3 separate regions of the Homo sapiens genome follow, and all the other regions are linked to region 1. A link is a contact called in ENCODE Hi-C data. All regions are on one chromosome and are shown on one strand. The core of a region is the stretch at or near the end of the contact, and the rest is flanking DNA. Distances in the headings are between cores, read along the strand shown. Region 1 holds the start of GCC2 (GRIP and coiled-coil domain containing 2). Region 2 holds the start of SLC67A2 (solute carrier family 67 member 2). Region 3 holds the start of DDX18 (DEAD-box helicase 18).

The links. A loop is a pair of places that touch in the nucleus more often than their neighbours do. Pooled maps may share reads with other maps.
Region 2: a pooled map shows a loop between it and region 1 (13-fold over the local background). The contact joins the promoter of SLC67A2 here to the promoter of GCC2 in region 1. A Hi-C loop is called at or near these places in 4 of 50 pooled maps.
Region 3: a loop to region 1 is called in a pooled map, with 7 times the contacts of the local background. The contact joins the promoter of DDX18 here to the promoter of GCC2 in region 1. A Hi-C loop is called at or near these places in 5 of 50 pooled maps.

Annotation. Positions count from the first base shown.
Region 1 is chr2:108,447,906-108,451,246 of GRCh38, forward strand. It overlaps GCC2 (GRIP and coiled-coil domain containing 2), which reads left to right and starts at 1,301. Exons shown (of 23, transcript NM_181453.4): 1 at 1,301-1,375; 2 at 1,728-1,784; 3 at 3,123-3,207. The coding sequence starts at 1,370. RefSeq lists enhancers at 241-1,223, 1,128-1,387, 1,224-2,205, 2,291-2,791, 2,792-3,292.
Region 2 is chr2:102,735,360-102,738,951 of GRCh38, forward strand. It overlaps SLC67A2 (solute carrier family 67 member 2), which reads right to left and starts at 1,529. Exons shown (of 6, transcript NM_032718.5): 1 at 1,287-1,529. The coding sequence starts at 1,451. It also overlaps a transcript of TMEM182 not described here. RefSeq lists a silencer at 1,436-1,645.
Region 3 is chr2:117,812,517-117,816,031 of GRCh38, forward strand. It overlaps DDX18 (DEAD-box helicase 18), which reads left to right and starts at 2,175. Exons shown (of 14, transcript NM_006773.4): 1 at 2,175-2,346. The coding sequence starts at 2,262. RefSeq lists enhancers at 1,937-2,231, 1,959-2,496, 2,042-2,171, 2,302-2,351, 2,372-2,421 and 1 more.

The sequences.
Region 1 (3,341 bases), core at 51-2,550:
ATTGCAAGTGATTTTTTCAAGTTATTAATTGAAATAGGAGTCTACCGTAAGTTGCTCTTAACTTGGGGAACTACTTTGAATGGCATTAATCTGGACCATTAATAACAATGTATACTTGGGGATTGTGTGTGTGTGTGTGTATACATGTGTGTGCATATATGTGTGTACACACACGTGCACACACACGTGCGCGCACACGTGCACACACACACGTGCACACACACACGTGTACACACACACGTGTACACACACACGTGTGTTACTGTACGTGGAGACTGTACATCTTAGGTCACACACCACCCCTGAACCAATCCTACAAACACCATAGGTGATACACACTGTCAAAGACAAAGAGTAGATGTCCACAATAGCTGTTCTTTCTCGTTTATAACACTTCTTTTACCTAGTAATAATCAGCTACCATTTACTCGATACATACTGTGTGCTGCCTCTTCAACCTTTTGACCATTTAAACTACAGGAAACTAGGTTATCTTCAGGTTACCTTAGTTATGGGAGTGTATGGAAAACATTAATGGGAAGGTGAAAGCGCAGCAAACCACTTCAGCAGTTAACAGAAAGGCTCTCAGAGCACTGGACCGCCAATCAGGACACAGCAGCAGCTCTGGGATTCGACCACAGATTCTCTGGCGTGCCCTTCGGGAAAGGGTGGCCTCGGGCCCCCTACTCTACAGAGTCTCCTCCCACGGCTGCCCAGTTCCCTGGCCGACTATCTTGCCTCCACCACATCACCATCAGTACCGGGCGGCTGCAGGGCAGAGCTGTCCAGGGACCTCCTCACAGCCTCCAGAGTCAAGAAATGCCTCCTCAGGGAAGCCCTCTACCGCATCCCTGACCTGTGAGTCACGGAGCTCCCGGGCACCATGCTGGCCACAAATGCCTAAGGAGCCCCCCGGAACCAGCTGTGGGTCCCGCAGGCACTCGCAGGCTAGCGGACACCTTTGGAGGACTGAGAGACCTGTCCTGCAATCCAATGTTCCTCACTCTCACAAGATTTTACAGACGTGGAAACCGAGGCCCGAGGCCCCAAGGGGTAATCGGCCCGCCTTCCCATGCCAATAACCGGCAGTGGCGGGACCCACACCTACTCCGTGACCTGCAGGCCCAGGGGTCGAGCCCCAGGTAGAACGTCTAGACGGACTCCGCCCTTAGCGCCGTACGGGGAACCTTCTCCCGGACGCAGACACGGAAGCGGAAGTGCTGCCGAGCTGTAGCTATGGAGACGTGGGGGGCGGGCCGCCCGGAGAGCGCGACCTTTGACCTGCAGTAGAGCCTACGTCAGAGGCTGGCGCAAACAGAAGTGCAGCGGTGGCGGCGGCTGGTTGCGGGCCGGCGGCGGGCTGGCGGAGATGGAGGTAACTCAGGTCGGGCCCACTGCCTCCCATCAAGCCTTCCGCGCCGCGATTTGGGATGTGGGAGTGGGCCCGATGGGAGGGCGCGGTAGTCTCCCTCTTGGTGTCCCGAAGCCCGCGCTGCTGTCGCCTCCCCATCTTTCGTAAACTCTATCCCTGGGGGTTACCTGCCCCGTAGAGCCCGTTTGTGTACGAATTGCCACAGCGACCGCCTCCGTCCGCCCTCATTCTCTGTCTCACGAGGCTTTCCACCACTTGATTCCATAGAAGGTTTTTCCCTGTAAGGGTTCTACGCGTTCCGTGTGGAATTAGGAAAAGAGTTCTTCTGACACCTGGGTTTGATTTTGTTTTGCAGGATCTTGTTCAAGATGGGGTGGCTTCACCAGCTACCCCTGGGACCGGGAAATCTAAGGTGAAGAGAATACTTGAATAGCGGGCTTCCTGAAGAGTGGAAGGGTGATGAATTGGAAAACTTTGGCATGGGGAAGGGGGGGGCGCTGATTTTTTTTTTTTTAATAGCCTTGCTCCAAGGGATCTCAATTTTAGTGTGCGCAATCGCCCATTTCCTGTTTCTCCCCCGCCCACCCCGATATAGAAAGACTTTTTGTTTGCTTCCTGCTCCTGGTTAGCACTGCTGGGAGATCCTGCTATTTTTCGAACATAAAGCAGTCTAAGAAGGTTTATATAGTGGTGTAGTGGAAGGAGCAGTGACATAGGGTAGGAATCAAGGGATTCTGATCTGTGGGCTCCAGTTTCTACATTGCCAAAGAGTTTAATTAGTCCAGTTTTATGGCCCTGTACAATGTTTAACATTCAATCATTCTAAATGATAGTGGTTTATTGCTAAGGTTTATTGTGTGCATGCTAAATTTCTGGCGCTTGCCTAACCACTCAGTTCCTTCGTTTAAGCTTCATGATAACCATGAGATAGGTACTGTTGTTACCCTCCTTTTACAGATGAGAAACCTGAGACCACAGGCTTAAGCAATTTTCTCAAGTGGTAAAGCTCAATTTTTTAATTAAAGCCTGAATGTTACCCGGTTCATCTTGCTGCTGTAATTATGCGTAAATTTTCTTGTGACCAAAGACTTGCAGCCTTGAATAGAATGAAATAATTTTACAGCTCCAAGGAATTTTAAGTAGCATTAGCTCCAACCTACTGATTTTACAATTAAATCAAAAGCTAGCAATGTCAACCTGTAACATTAGCTATAAGAGGATATGGCCTGGTTTTTACGTTTCATAGTAGTTGCATAACTAATTTTTAGTAGTTGCATAGCAATTACAGAATTGACGTTGCATTTGCTGATTTTAAAAAATGTGGCCGGGCGCGGTGGGTCACGCCTGTAATCCCAACACTTTGGGAGGCCGAGGCGGGCAGATCACCTGCGGTCAGGAGTTTGAGACCAGCCTGGCCAACATGGTGAAACCCCGTCTCTACTAAAAATACAAAAATTAGCCGGACGTGGTAGCGGGCGCCTATGATCCCAGCTATTTGGGAGGCTGAGACAGGAGAATTGCTTGAACTTGGGAGGCAGAGGTTACAAGTGAGCCAAGATCGTGTCATGCACTCCGGCCTGGGCAATAGAGCGAGACTCTGTCTCAAAAAAAAAATGTGGAACAAAGTATGCGGTTGGCATAAAGATTTATTCTGTAGAATGTTTTTGTTTTCTAGCAGACATTGTTTCTTTTTTGTGGTATACTAGAAACATGAGTTATAACAAGTTGGTAACATGACCACATCTTTCAGCTGGAAACATTGCCCAAAGAAGACCTCATCAAGTTTGCCAAGAAACAGATGATGCTAATACAGAAAGCTAAATCAAGGTGTACAGGTATTGGGTTGAAAATACTCATCTTGATCACAGTCTCTTTAATCGTGGTTTAAAATGGTAGTTTTTAAAATAATGCATTGGCTTGTTTTTGTTTGTTTTCCAGTGATTCCAAGTACACCTTAGTGTAGTAGAAT
Region 2 (3,592 bases), core at 279-2,778, 5.7 Mb before region 1:
ATAGAGTTGCTACCAACTGAACGCCTTGCATGGAGGTGGTGGCATGGAGAGTGCATGAAACTGGGAGAAGTGGTGGTCTTGATCTGCATCTGGGCAGAAAACGATGACTCCCTGCCAGGGCCCAGTGCCATCAGATACTATCTTCAAGGCCTCAAAGGCAGCCTTCTCCCATTGACACTTATCGCAGCTTCCTTACCCTCAAGATACTGGATTAGCTCACACTCAGGGCTGAATCAGGCCTAGCCTTGGAAAGGGAGGAGTGCAGAGGTGGATCTAGGGTTCTTGCAGATAATGGCCCAGAAACTACCAACATCAGCTTACTTGTAAGACTGAATTCTTCTGTGGCAGAACTGTGGATTACAATAGTGAAGCTCCGCAGCACCTGCCACATGGCAGGTGTTCAGAAATGCCATGAATCAGCTTACTAAACTTTCCATTCTACGTGGGAAATTAGCACTCAGGGAGCAAACCAGGACACGCGCGCGCGCACACACACACACACACACACACGATGAAACCAAACCGCCATTGTGCAATGCACACCCTTTGTCCAAAGGTAGATGGGTACAATTCACTCTGATCTGCATTTTTAAACATTCAAGTCAACCGAGAGCTCTAGTGAAAATGCACCCAATTCTGTACAAGTGGGGTCATCAACAGCGGCTTCTCCAGCCTGGTCTGGTAAAAAAGCAAACCACAGGCACACACATCATGATGAAACCAAACCTACGCTGTGCAATGCGCAGTTTGTCGAAAGGCAGATGGGTAAAATTCACTCTGATCTGCATTTTTTAATATTTAAGTCAACCAAGAATCCTAGTGAAAATGTGCCTAAATCTGTCCAAGCGGGGTCAAGAGCGGCCTCCCCTGCCTGTTCTGGTAAAAAGGCTTGCGTGTCCCTACCTCACCAGCAGCCGCACAGCAGCTGGGCTTTTCCAAGCTTGCCCACACCCCTGTTCTCCGCCCTGCAAAAGCTGCACCTGCCACAGCATTTAACACCTGGTCACACCTGAGGTTGGTACCAGGGCTTCTCAAAAGGCAGGGAAGGGAAGACGTTCCGCGAACGGGGTGCAAGAGAAAGCGCGAGGGGCAATAAAGCAGTGTGGCCAGATGCAGACTGAAGTGGGTGATAGGGCAAGAGGAGAGCTTGATAGGTAGTGAGGCACTCACCAGGCGGACTGCGGGTTCCCACTCCCTGGGAGCTCCCCGGAAGCTCCAAGAACCGCCTGGGTCCCCAGGCCCGAACACAGTCAGCACTTGCTCCCAGCCCCCACGCTCGCACTCACCAAGAAGCCCACCAAGTAGAGACAGAGCAGGAAGCGGCGGGCTCCGACGGCACCGGAGTCGGCAGCCTCCGCCTCGGTTCCTGTCTTCTGCTCCTGTTTCCGCTCTGCGGTCTCCGAGACCAGCCTCGGGGCCGAGTTCATGTCCCAGTGACCCCCAAGCTCCATACCCGCGCCGGCCGGGGGTCGGACGCAGCAGCAGCCGCGGACCTACCCCGGGAGCCCAGCCCCGCCCCGAGCGGAAGCAGGAGGCGCGCGCCTGCGCAGAGAGAGGGGGCGGGTGCTACCTGGCAGCTCCGCGGGTGCGTGGCCGGTGCTGGCTGGGAGTTCTGGTCTCAGGCAAGGTGGGGACTGGGCACATCATCAATACGGTAAGCACACACCAGTTTGTGATGATAATGATGATGCTCTTTGTTTCCTCTGGGTACAGACCCTGCTGCCCCTATCGTTGGAGGACAGGAGGGAATTGTATTGAGCTTCACTTCCTCCTATGGAGTTGTGCTAGGAGGTGACCAACTCCAGCTTGAAGATCCACAGACCCTGGCCACCAGTTGGTTGTGACAGACCTAGGATACGTTAACGTGGCTCTCCAAGCTTTCGTTTGCCTATTTAAAAAGCAGTAGGAAATAATGTAGTCCAACTTCTAGAGGTGTGAGAATTCTACACATGCTTCTTAAGATCCTTTCTGGTGCAGTGCAATGTGAACAAACCATAGATGGTCTATGCCTGAGTTGAGATTACAGTCTCATGGAGTAAAAATAATAAGCACGCAGTAAATAAACATAAATAAAAATACTAAACATGCAATGAAAAAGCATAAAATAAGTAAAATAATATGGTGATAATATAAAGAAGCACGGTCTTGATGTGGAAAGTAATGAGGTGGGGAGTGAGCTACTTTAGAAAAGCAGTTTGGAGGAGGTGACATGTAAGCTGAGAAGAGTGGAAAGAAGATATGTGTGGCTGAAACTTCCTCATCAAACTGAGAGGTCAGCAGGAGTGCAGACCATTTAGGACCCAGAAGGCCATAACAGAGATTTGGGGTTTATTCTGAGTGCAGTGAAAGGAATTAAGTGAGTGCATGACACCAAAAGATGCCTTTAAATTACTTAGCAAAGCCCATGACACATGGTAAGTAATAAATGTTAACAATAGTGACTAGCCCCTCTTTTCTTTAGAACTTGTTATTTATTCCTCTTTCACTGTGGGATCAAGAAGACTCTGACATTTTACTGAGATTTTGCTCAAAATCTCAATTTACTTGTGTAGGTTGCTAATTCTGAGATCTGTTAAATTCAGTGTTGCAAAGTTTCTCATGGGAGGTGGCACTGAATAGGGAGAAGTGGAATACTGATACTTAGAATTAAGACATATAATTGAATCCAGGTGAAACTGTCAATCGTGAACCCCCAAGTTATTCTGAGACTCCTTTGCAGGAGAACTAGTTTGCTCTCCTATAGCTGAGGAAACTAGTCTTTTTGTGCTTGAAATTTTGTGAGTAACTCATCTGGGAAAGGCGCCTTGAAAGGGCTGCTCATGTTAACCCATTAAAACCACTCACTGTGGCTACTAAATACATAGCTAGGGTGAAATTTTAGCATGCTCTGGTGACAGGTACACATTATAACCTAGGAGGACATCTCATACACGCCAAAAGAATTGGAAGTCACGGCCAGGCGCGGTGGCTCACACCTGTAATCCCAGGACTTTGGGAAGCCAGGGTGGGCAGATCACAAGGTCAAGAGATCGAGACTATCCTGGCCAACATGGTGAAACCCTGTCTCTACTAAAAATACAAAAAATTTAGCTGGGCGTGGTGGTGCGCGCCTGTAGTCCCAGCTACTTGGGAGGCTGAGGCAGGAGAGCTTGAACCCGGGAGGCAGAGGTTGCAGTGAGCTGAGATCGCCCCACTGCACTCCAGCCTGGCAACAGAGGGAGACTCTGTGTAAAAATAATAATAATAAAAGATTTGGAAGTCTCTGCTAATATATAATCAATGTAAACTTTAGAAACCTGGGGGAGAGATTTCTAAGGGTGTCAGACAAAAAAAGGGAATAATATAACACTAAATTAGGCAGAATTCACTAGTATAGATGCATTTACAACATATACCGATGTAATATGTTAGCTTGTGCAGCTGGAGGCAGCTCTAGTAGTTTAGTCAGTTGGTTGAAATTTAGACTCAAAGATGGCCTATATTTAATGATGTTCAGATGCCAGAGTTTTCCTGGCAAAATGTGGATAAAGGACTCCAAAAGTTTTGGAAAAATGACAATGTCAGAGTGGATTTATTATGTATGACTTGCAAG
Region 3 (3,515 bases), core at 925-3,424, 9.4 Mb after region 1:
TGTTTTATGGCGAATGACCATATTCTGAAGAGAGAGACCTCTGTGATGGAGAGCCCAAGCAAGAAGTTTTAAAGACTGAAACGCATTCTGAATAGATACTGGGATAGGCTCCAGCTGTGAAGAACAACAGGCTTTTCAGAAGCACGTGATTGTTACCTCATCCTCACAGGTAATTTTTGAGTAGCTAACCCAATGACATTGTTTTCTTTGCTAGAGTAACTGATGATGTGGCCTTGGAAATTCACTCTGTTAAAAATAACTCTCAACCCTAATTTTGAGAGTTGATTTGAAGTTATAATTTCTCATTCTTCTTCTAAAAATCCAGAAGAATTGGCATCAGTAGCTTTATCTATGTTTCTTAAAAGGTTATCAATCCCTAACGTTAAGCATTTCCATGCACCTGAAAGGATCGGCTTCTCTGATCTAAATGTCTTAAACACCTCGTAAATGTGGGTTTTTTTGGTTTTGAGGAAATGACTGCCAATCTTCACTACTAGCTAGAAAAAGTCACACTCTAGAAAAAAGGGAGTACCTTTCCATTACTACTACCAAAACATAGCCCCACAAATTTAAGTTACAACATAAAAGAAATAACAAATTTTGAGCACTTTCTATATATACTTCAGTTGTATCTATTTCAAAGTCACAGACCCAAAACTCACACATGTAATCAGGTAAATATATATGTATGTACATAGAGCTATAGAAATAGATACATATGTGTATATGCATATATATACTGATATATGCATAAATTTAAACTGGCATATATATTTACACTGAGATAAATGTTTGCGTGTGTGTGTGCGCTCTTACATTTCTGAATCATTCTTCAGCCTGCCTGATCATTAACAAATTAATCTAAGCACATTATTATTTGTTTGTCTTAGTTTTCCAGTCCAATCCAATGTGATTTCGAAGTCAATTCCTTCACATTCTGTTTAAACTCCCTCCCAAGTTTTCTCCCTCTCTGTTCCTCACTATGATCAGGTCTAATCTCCAGGGTCTCATGTTCTGCCCCTCCAAGTAAACAAATTAATCCAGGTTTCATGGACTCTTCCAGTTGTTCAGCTCAAATTGATTACTGTTAAGGGGAATTTGAGGGCATTGGGCCAATTTTTAAAGACAAATATGAATTTTTATGGAAATCTCCAAGTATTTTAATGTTGATAACAATTTTTTTAAAAATTAAATACTATATGCATACCCCTGTCTTCCTCCCCATCCCAAAAAAGAGATGACTATTAGCTAGCCACATTGCAATTTCTGTCCTGGACTGCTGAAGGGTCCTTGGGTATACTTAAGGAATATATAAACCTCTTTTTCAAACTGCAGTCAACCTATTATTAATGTAGTAAAGTTAATTTAAATTCATAGGAATCAGTATTTTTAGTAAGCTAAAAAGAATAATTTAGGATGGAATGAATGGAATTGAAGGAAAAAGAGTGAAAAGCAAGAATATTATTTTGAGAAATGTTATATTTATGTGTGTATGTGTACCAAGTGACACAGAAATTGTATTTCTGAGGAGAGTGGCCAAACAAGTTTGGAAATGCATATATATAATTTAGTTCTATTCAGTTTCCCAAATACAGTTGTCCCTCAGTATCCACAAGGGATTGAGTCCAGGACCCTCTATGGGTACCAATATCTTAGGATACTCAAAACCCTTATATACAATAGTGTAATATTTGCATTTATTTTACACACAACATCCTGTATACTTTAAATCATTTCTAAATGACTTATAATACCTTATACAACCTAAATGCTATGAAAGTAGTTATCACACTGTATTATTTTTAATTGTTTTTTTTTTAATGTTTTCAATGGGGGAGTTGGTTGAATCCACAGACAGGGAATTCAGGTACAGGGAGGGCCAACTCTAGTTCTGCACCCACAGAGGATAGGAACATAAAAATGCGGACTCCCTAAGGCCTCCTTCCCCTCCACGTTCTTTCTTCAGTCTTCCTCTAGGGGGAGCTCAAGTTAGCTTTAGCACAGTGTGAAGCCAGTGCAGCGTCTCGCTTCCACTTCTCCAGGGGGCGCTGCAAAGATTTTGGTCGCCAAAGATATCACGGTGCGCGCGTCTGGAAGCATTTCCGCTCTGGAGCATTTTCGTTCCGCCGGGTGCCAGCGTTCCTGTGACGCGTTTCCTGTTGGCCGAGCTGCGCACGTGCGGCCGGAAGGGAAGTAACGTCAGCCTGAGAACTGAGTAGCTGTACTGTGTGGCGCCTTATTCTAGGCACTTGTTGGGCAGAATGTCACACCTGCCGATGAAACTCCTGCGTAAGAAGATCGAGAAGCGGAACCTCAAATTGCGGCAGCGGAACCTAAAGTTTCAGGGTGAGATGCGTTGACTCGCGGTGGCTCAGAAGACCCACGCGCGAGCCCTGGCGCGTTCGGGCGGCCGGGGGCCCAGCTGCTCTGTGTGACGGAGGCAGCTTCCCCTGCAGCGTGTGTGATTGGGGAGAGTGAAAAGGCAGCTTCCACTCGGGACCCGCGCTGCTGCCCACTCGTCGCGTGGCTCCAGCGCTGCTCCTGACCTTTCTGAGCAATCAGTGTCTTCTTACAACGTTAGAGCGGGAGGACTCCCCGTTCACTTCTAGGCTTACGACTAACCCTGCCTTTTGCATTTCCACCTTAGCTTTTGGTTCCCTCACCACCTGCAAGTCGCACCTCACCTCATCCCTCATTTCCGGTTATGCTGCATGAAACGTCTCATTTCCACCCACTTTTCACATCTATTTAATTCCCGTATTTCTTTCCCCAAAAGCCCGTCTGGCTGTTTCCACAGAGCTTCTTTGATACTATTGCCTTCCTCTACCCACTTCCACACGTTCTCGTAGCACTTTCTCACCAGAGCTTCTACGTATTTGTGTCCCGCACAGTGACCTAAATGAAAAGGATTTTATCTGAATGTCACCTTTCTTACCTACCTCATTTGCAGTCCCAGTGTCCTGACAGTGGGGCCACAGATCTTGAAGTAATTGTGTTAACCTGTTGTCCAGGTTAAGATACAAACTCCCCGAGGGAAAGTTTGGAGGCACAGTGCCTTGCCCCAGTTGGTTTTCAACAGACATTAATTGAAAAAAAATTCTGCAGGAGGCAATAGGTTTGTGAATTTTAGGAATATGTTTTGAAATACTCTTGTATTTCTAATTCCTATAGAATAATACTACAGCATTACTACTTTTCAGCGCATATGTAAGTAAATTTGAACAAAAGATGGTGTTTTATCTTTTTCAGTAAACAAACAGGGAACCTTTGGTAAGGACATTCTCAGGTACAGTCATGCATCGCATAACAGGAGGGGGGATACATTGTGAGAAATGTGTCATTAGGGGCTTTTGTCGTTTTGCGAACTTTATCTAGTTACACAAACCTAAATCTACTACACACCCAGGCTACATGATATAGCCTGTTGCTCGTAAGCTGTCATCCTGTACAGCATGTTACTGTACTATACTCAGAGAATTGTAACACAATGGTAAGTGTATGTATGGCTAAATATA